Regions from separate parts of the Homo sapiens genome. Here region 1 is linked to region 2. Evidence: read pairs that join two places in POLR2A ChIA-PET (ENCODE). Cell type or tissue: HepG2. All regions are shown on one strand. Each heading gives the region's core, and the rest is flanking DNA. Links, peaks and the distances in the headings are about the cores only.

Region 1 (2,897 bases), core at 211-2,710, 62 kb before region 2:
GCCGACGGGCCCCTTCTAGTGTTACCAGGGCAAACTGACACCCCCACAGGGAAAGGCACATCCCTGCCCACCCCAGCCCCAATGCCTGCCCAGCCACCATCAATAATCCAGAGGCCAGGCCTGGGACACCTGAGCCTCTATTATCAATGATTCATGAACACCCTCCCTCCGACTCAAGTGAGCCTCACATTACAGGTCCCTTTCCTGCCTACTCTGCGGTCAGCAGATCCACACCTATGGTCAGGACAGGGCTGGCACCTGGTCCTCCAGGGTGATCTCTGCTGCCAACTTCCCAGGCCAGAAATGGGAAGAAGTGGGCTGCTCACAGGTGGAAGGAGGGCTAGGGGCAGCCCAGTCCCCAGTGACCCCCTCGGTGGGCCTGTCTCACTATGGGAAAGGAGGGAGTGAGGCAGCAGGGAAGGGGTATGGGGTGGCTAACTTCCTGGGATCTCCTCCACCAGGGCTGGAGGCTGGGAGGCAGCAGCTATGACCAGACAAAGGGGAAGGAAGAAGCTGGCCAGGAGGCAGTTCCCTCCTGTGGGGCTGAGTCATGAAGCCTGCCCGCCAGCTCCTCCTGGAGAAAGGCTGGCCCATCTGGGAGCCCTGGCCCTGACCCAGGCCCCTGCCTTCGCGGGGCCAGGGAAACCTTCTCAGGGCAGCCCAGCCACCAAGTGGCCACAACCGCACCAGGATTCAGGTGGTCAGGCAGGTCGATGGTGGCAGCCCCAGGCAGGGGATCCTAGTGTGGTGGGAGGGGTGGCTGATGGCCAAACCCGCCAGGCTGTCTGGGCAAACAGCCCGGGCCTTCCCCACAGGCCAGGCAGCTCTCTCAGGCCAGTGACAGAGGAGGACACTGAGCCCCAGGTAGAGTCAGGGCACCTGGCTCCCAGCCATTGCTTCTCTCACAGCCTGTCCAAGAAGGAAACTGGGACCCCTAGGGGAGGGGAGGGTGTGATGCGGGAATGGTGAAGCTTCCTAGGGCTGGGGGCTGGGGGTGGGAGCTGGCCTGGATTCTTTAGGGCCAGGACTCTCCCCACAAAACCCCATATCTGGACCTCTTCTCTGTCTGCAGCCTGGAGCTGGGATCTTCCAACCAGACTGAGGCAGACTCAGAAAGTCACAGTGGAAAATGGGAGGGAGGTCAGAGGTCAAGGTCAGATAGGCAGCTTTCTCCATCCCACGTAGAAGTCTCTGTTCCGGGTTTTCCCTAGCCTGGGGAGAGTGAGTGTCCTGGGAGGAGCAAAGGTCAGGGCCTTCTCCTAACACACATAAACAAGCCCATTCAAGTCAGACACATGCGGTATATGCATCCTTGGCAAAAATGCACACTGAGACGCGCTCCAACTGTGCACACACACAGACACCCACATACATGTGCACACTGCCATGAAACACTGATGTCTAAAGAGGGTCCTATGCGACCTACAGTGTCCATTCAAACAGTCACTAGTGCCAGTGCATGAATGACCCTAGATGTACACAAGCGAGTCACATCCAGAGGTGCACAGGCAGGACTGTACACGGAAGACGTGTGCACATGCGTGTACACCCACTCCCGGAAAGGAACAAAAATATACAGATGGGCACACACAGCCACATTCATCTCCAGGTAGGCACACAGATACTTCCACCCCAGTTGTGTACGTACACATACACCCACTCCCAGCTATGCACACCACGTCCGTACTCCCCCAGATGTGCCCACCCCAGGCGACCCGCGGCTGCAAAAGAGAACAGGAAGCTTTCTCCCGGCTGGTGTGGGGTGGAGGGAGGGGCCGAGAGCCGGGGGGGGGCGCTTCCGAGAGCCCAGACCGAGGCCCCCTGCCCGCCCGCCATCCGCCCTCACCGTGGATGCCCGTTTGGTGCGCCATGGCTCGGCGCTTCGCTCCGTCCGCGCCGTCGGAGCCCTCCGCTTGACCCTGGCCCGGCAACGCTCGCTGGACCAAGAGAGGTGGAGGATGTGGCGGAGGCTGTCGACCCTCGCGCAGCTTCCCGGGCGGTGCCGCAGGACCCGCCCCCAGCGGCGCCCCGCCCCCGACAGGCGCGGCAGGGAGGCGGGGACTCGGGGCCGCGCGTGCGCGCAGCCTGCGCCTCGGTCCGGGTGGGTCTAAGGATGATGATTGATCCGCCGTGCGCACGCCAGCGCGTTCCTCTGTGGCAGGAGAGGGGGGCCTGCGTGTGACCGAGCGTGCGTGGGAGGACGCGCGTGTGTGTCTGTGCGCCCTGATCACGGTGGTCTGTGGGTGGGGCGGATCGTGCGCGCGCGCCCGATCTGTGCGCCCCAAGCCAGGTGGGTCTCCGAATAGGAGTGGGTCCCAGCGTACACGGGTTTGCACCCAGGAAGGGGTCTGCTTGTGGGTGGGCGCGCCAGCTCTTCCCCAGGGGCCGTTTCTTGAGCGCCTCCCGTGGGGTCCTGGGCACCTCGGGGTGATCATGGCCGCTAGGCTTTGCCCTCACGGGCCTAGGCCCGCCTTCACCCACTAGATGGAGTGTATGGTGGTGAGAGCCCGCCGAGACAATGTGAGGGGCTGCCAGGAGAAGGCGAAGATTGGAAACCTAGAGGGGAGAATGAAACAGCCCAGCAGAGTGGAGGGAAAAGTTTTCTTTCTTTTTCTTTTTCTTTTTTTTTTTTTTTGAGATGGAGTTTCCCTCTTGTTGCCCAGGCTGAAGTGCACTGGCGCGATCTCGGCTCACTGCAACCTCCGCCTCCCGGGTTCACTCCTGCCTCAGCCTCCCGAGTGGTTAGGATTACAGGCATGCACCACCATGCCTGGCTAATTTTGTATTTTTAGTAGAGACGGGGTTTCTCTATGTTGGTCAGTCTGATCTCGAACTCCCGACCTCAGGTGATCTGCCCGCCTCGGACTCCCAAAGCGTTGGAATTACAGGCGTGAGCC
Region 2 (2,897 bases), core at 298-2,797:
CTCTCGGCTAACTGGCCACCCCTCTGCCTCCCACTCCTGCTGACCCCCGGGGGACCTGAAGCTGGCAGTCCACTGCTGCTCCCCACTGCCTGGGGCAGAGAAGCATTCTCCCCATCTGCCTGCCCCCCAGGGCTCCGGCCACCCCATGCCTGTGTCCCCAGATCCCCAAGGCTCACCTCAGTGGCGCTGTCTCCTCACCAGAGGCACTGCAGTGTGGGAACTGTCCCGAGGAGCTGGTTCTCAGCTGAAACAAAGAGGTGGGGGAGAAAGGGGGGGCAGCGGGAGAGGGAGAGGGTGAGTGAGCGGGCGAAGGAGTGGAGGCTGGAGGGGGAAGAGAAGGGAGAGGATGAGAGAGAAGAGGAGAGGGGAGGGGAGAACAACGAGCCTGCCGCCCACCGAGAGATAAAGCCTGACACCCAGGGACTAAAGGGCCAGTAGAGGAGGGGAGAGGAAATGGGGAGGGGGCAGGGGAGGTGAGGGGCCAGACTGAGAGTGGGGAGACTGTTAGAGGGGCGGGAGAGCAGGGACAGGGTGAGGAGGTAGAGGGCAAGTGAGGGGCGTGGGCAGGAGAGGAGCAGGGTGAAAGGCAGGTTGCAGGGGGCTGGTGGCTGATGGCTGAGCTGGGCAGAGGGGCCCCACCCCGTCCCATGCCAGGCTCTGGACTCAGGGGAGACCAGTAGGACTTGAATGGCAGAAGGCCATGCATGAAGGGGACTGGCAGGGAGGGGAACCTGCCAGCCGTTGGGTAAGGGGCTGGGCTGGTGGGCTGGCTGGGAGGACTGCGGCCAGTGGCAAGGCAACAAAGACGTGAAAAGAAACAACGGCATCTGAATGGAGGAATCGGCTTCTGCTGACCCCTGGGTGCCCCAGCCCTGAGCATCCCAGCCAGAGCTTCCTGGAGTGGGGGTGGGGGGCAGATACACTCTGGGGCGGTCCAGGCTCTGAAGTGGCGGCCTGAGGTGGAGAGGAGAGGACATGGGCTGTGAGGCCAGGCAGGGGTCCCAGTCATTCTTTGAGGGCTCAGAACAACCGGGACACACACCATGATTGACCACACATGAGGATGCTGGTGTCACTGTCTTTTCGGGAAGGGGATGGTTGATGGGGCCTATCCTGTGACTGAGAACTGGGTAGGGGAAGCCCCCTCTTAGGGAGAGTGTGTGCCCTGCCTCCATCCCAGGGAGGAGGGCAGGGTAGGGAGCACAGGGAGGGAGGAGAGAAGTGGGGATCAAAGAGGTAGGGAAGCAGGGGAGAGAGAGCGGGTGGGGGGAAGGAGGCTGCAAGGGGTGGGCACGGAGCTGCAAGACCGCCGAACCAGAGGCTCCCACTCCACACCCCACAATTCTCAGGCTGCCTAATGCCGAGCTAATGAAGGATGAAATAATGAGCCACTTCCCTGCTGCTGCCCTCCTGCTGCCAAGTGCTGCTGTGACAGGCAAGGGCACTGCCTGGGGAAGTCAGCTCGGTGAGTCTGTGTGAGCGTTCGTTCACTGGGAGGGAGGACAGGATGGCCTTGAGCAGGGCCGTCCCAACCCTCTCACCCCACCAGGCACAGCCCCCGGGCCAGTTCAGCCTCCTCTTACACTCAAAGGCACAGAAGTTCCAGCCACCCTCCCACACCTTGTGACCAAGGGAAGTTCCCTTTCTTATCTCAGACTCCCAGAGCACGTTATTTGGAGAGTAGGAGAAGGGGAGGGAGCGAGGGCTTGCCTAAAGCTGTGACAGGGAGACTCCCAGAGAGTCAGCCCCTGAGTGCCACCCTCCATACAAGGGTCAGAGGTGTGTGCCCCTTAGACCCTGCCTCCCCAAGCCGTTATCACCACCTCAGGGAATCCCTCCTGGCCCCACCCAGCAGGGGTACAGTGACTTGGCTGCCACTTGTCCAGCTGTCTCTTCTTATAGCCTAGAGCTCGGAGAAGGGAAAGGACCTTCCTTCCTTCTTTCTTTCCTTATTCTTCTTTATTTTTTATTTATAAATGATTTCAAACTTACAGAAAAGTTGCCAGAATAGTGATAGTACAAAAGACACACGTGCTCTTTTGGGGATATGTTCAACTACTGTGAATATTGTGCTCCGTTTGCTCTGTGTGTGTGTGTGTGTGTGTGTGTGTGTGTGTGTGTGTGTGTGTATAGACATACATATTTTCTTTCTTACTCATTTGAGTAAGTTGCAGACATTTGAAAGGATTGCTTCCTATCTGTCTCTGTCTCTGGAGCCAGCCCACGGGATCCCAGACCACATTATGTGGAATGAATGAAGGCCTGGGACAGGCAAGGAATGAGCAGATGTCACCTACTGGGAGCTTGAGATCTGGGGACTGACCAAGGCCACCTTAGGAATTGGGCCAGCCCAGGGCTTGAGGTGGGGTAGGGGGCTGTGCTGGGCCTGGGGTCCTGGGAAGCAAGTGAGCAAGCGGGGAGGGAGCCATTGCCCACCAAAGCGAGCATGTGGTGTTTCCCGGGTGTGGAGCTGCAGCATATGTTTGTGGAGATGGTGGCAGGCAGGCAGGCGGGGTGGAGCTGGGAGAGCGGGATGGCCGTGCTGTGGCACCTGGCACACTTGGGAGACTGTGTGCTGTTGGGCCCTAAGTGATATGAGAGGACCCAGCTGTTGGAGGCCCCAGCCCCACCACCTGCCTTTGGGACTCTCCCTACAGCTCCGTGAGGACAGGGCAGGGATGGAGTCCACCTGACCAGCTGGTCTGTGCTGATCTGCTCGGAAGGGGCATGATGGGGCTCCAGCCCTACTGAGGCTTCCATACCGGTCCCTGACACAGGGCTGCGTTCTTTCTGCACCCCCAGTACCCCCAAGTAGGTTGGAGTCCCATCCGGAGACCCTCCTTCAGATGGCTGTTCTCATTCCTCCCAACTCCCACCCAAAGGTCATGGTTAAGAAT

Evidence for each region. Peaks named below come from ENCODE experiments on the same cell type or tissue, not always from the same donor. Only the 100,000 strongest peaks of a DNase experiment are listed, where the experiment ranks them.
Region 1: POLR2A ChIA-PET joins it to region 2 with 15 read pairs; 19 of 35 experiments call an interaction of 5 or more read pairs at or near these places.

Annotation. Positions count from the first base shown.
Region 1 is chr3:52,237,146-52,240,042 of GRCh38, forward strand. It overlaps TWF2 (twinfilin actin binding protein 2), which reads right to left and starts at 2,013. Exons shown (of 9, transcript NM_007284.4): 1 at 1,847-2,013. The coding sequence starts at 1,871. It overlaps TWF2-DT (TWF2 divergent transcript), which reads left to right and starts at 2,093. Exons shown (of 2, transcript NR_135307.1): 1 at 2,093-2,290. RefSeq lists enhancers at 1-145, 146-688, 2,596-2,645 and a silencer at 1,656-2,175. In HepG2, for the core only: CTCF peaks have their summits at 976 and 2,463; DNase peaks (open chromatin) are centred at 1,206, 2,016 and 2,476; H3K4me3 peaks cover 2,500 bases.
Region 2 is chr3:52,298,681-52,301,577 of GRCh38, forward strand. No RefSeq gene overlaps it. Among named protein-coding and RNA genes, the nearest start is that of MIR135A1, 5.8 kb to the left of the region's middle. RefSeq lists enhancers at 271-1,141, 1,142-2,011. In HepG2, for the core only: a CTCF peak has its summit at 1,404; a DNase peak (open chromatin) is centred at 1,551.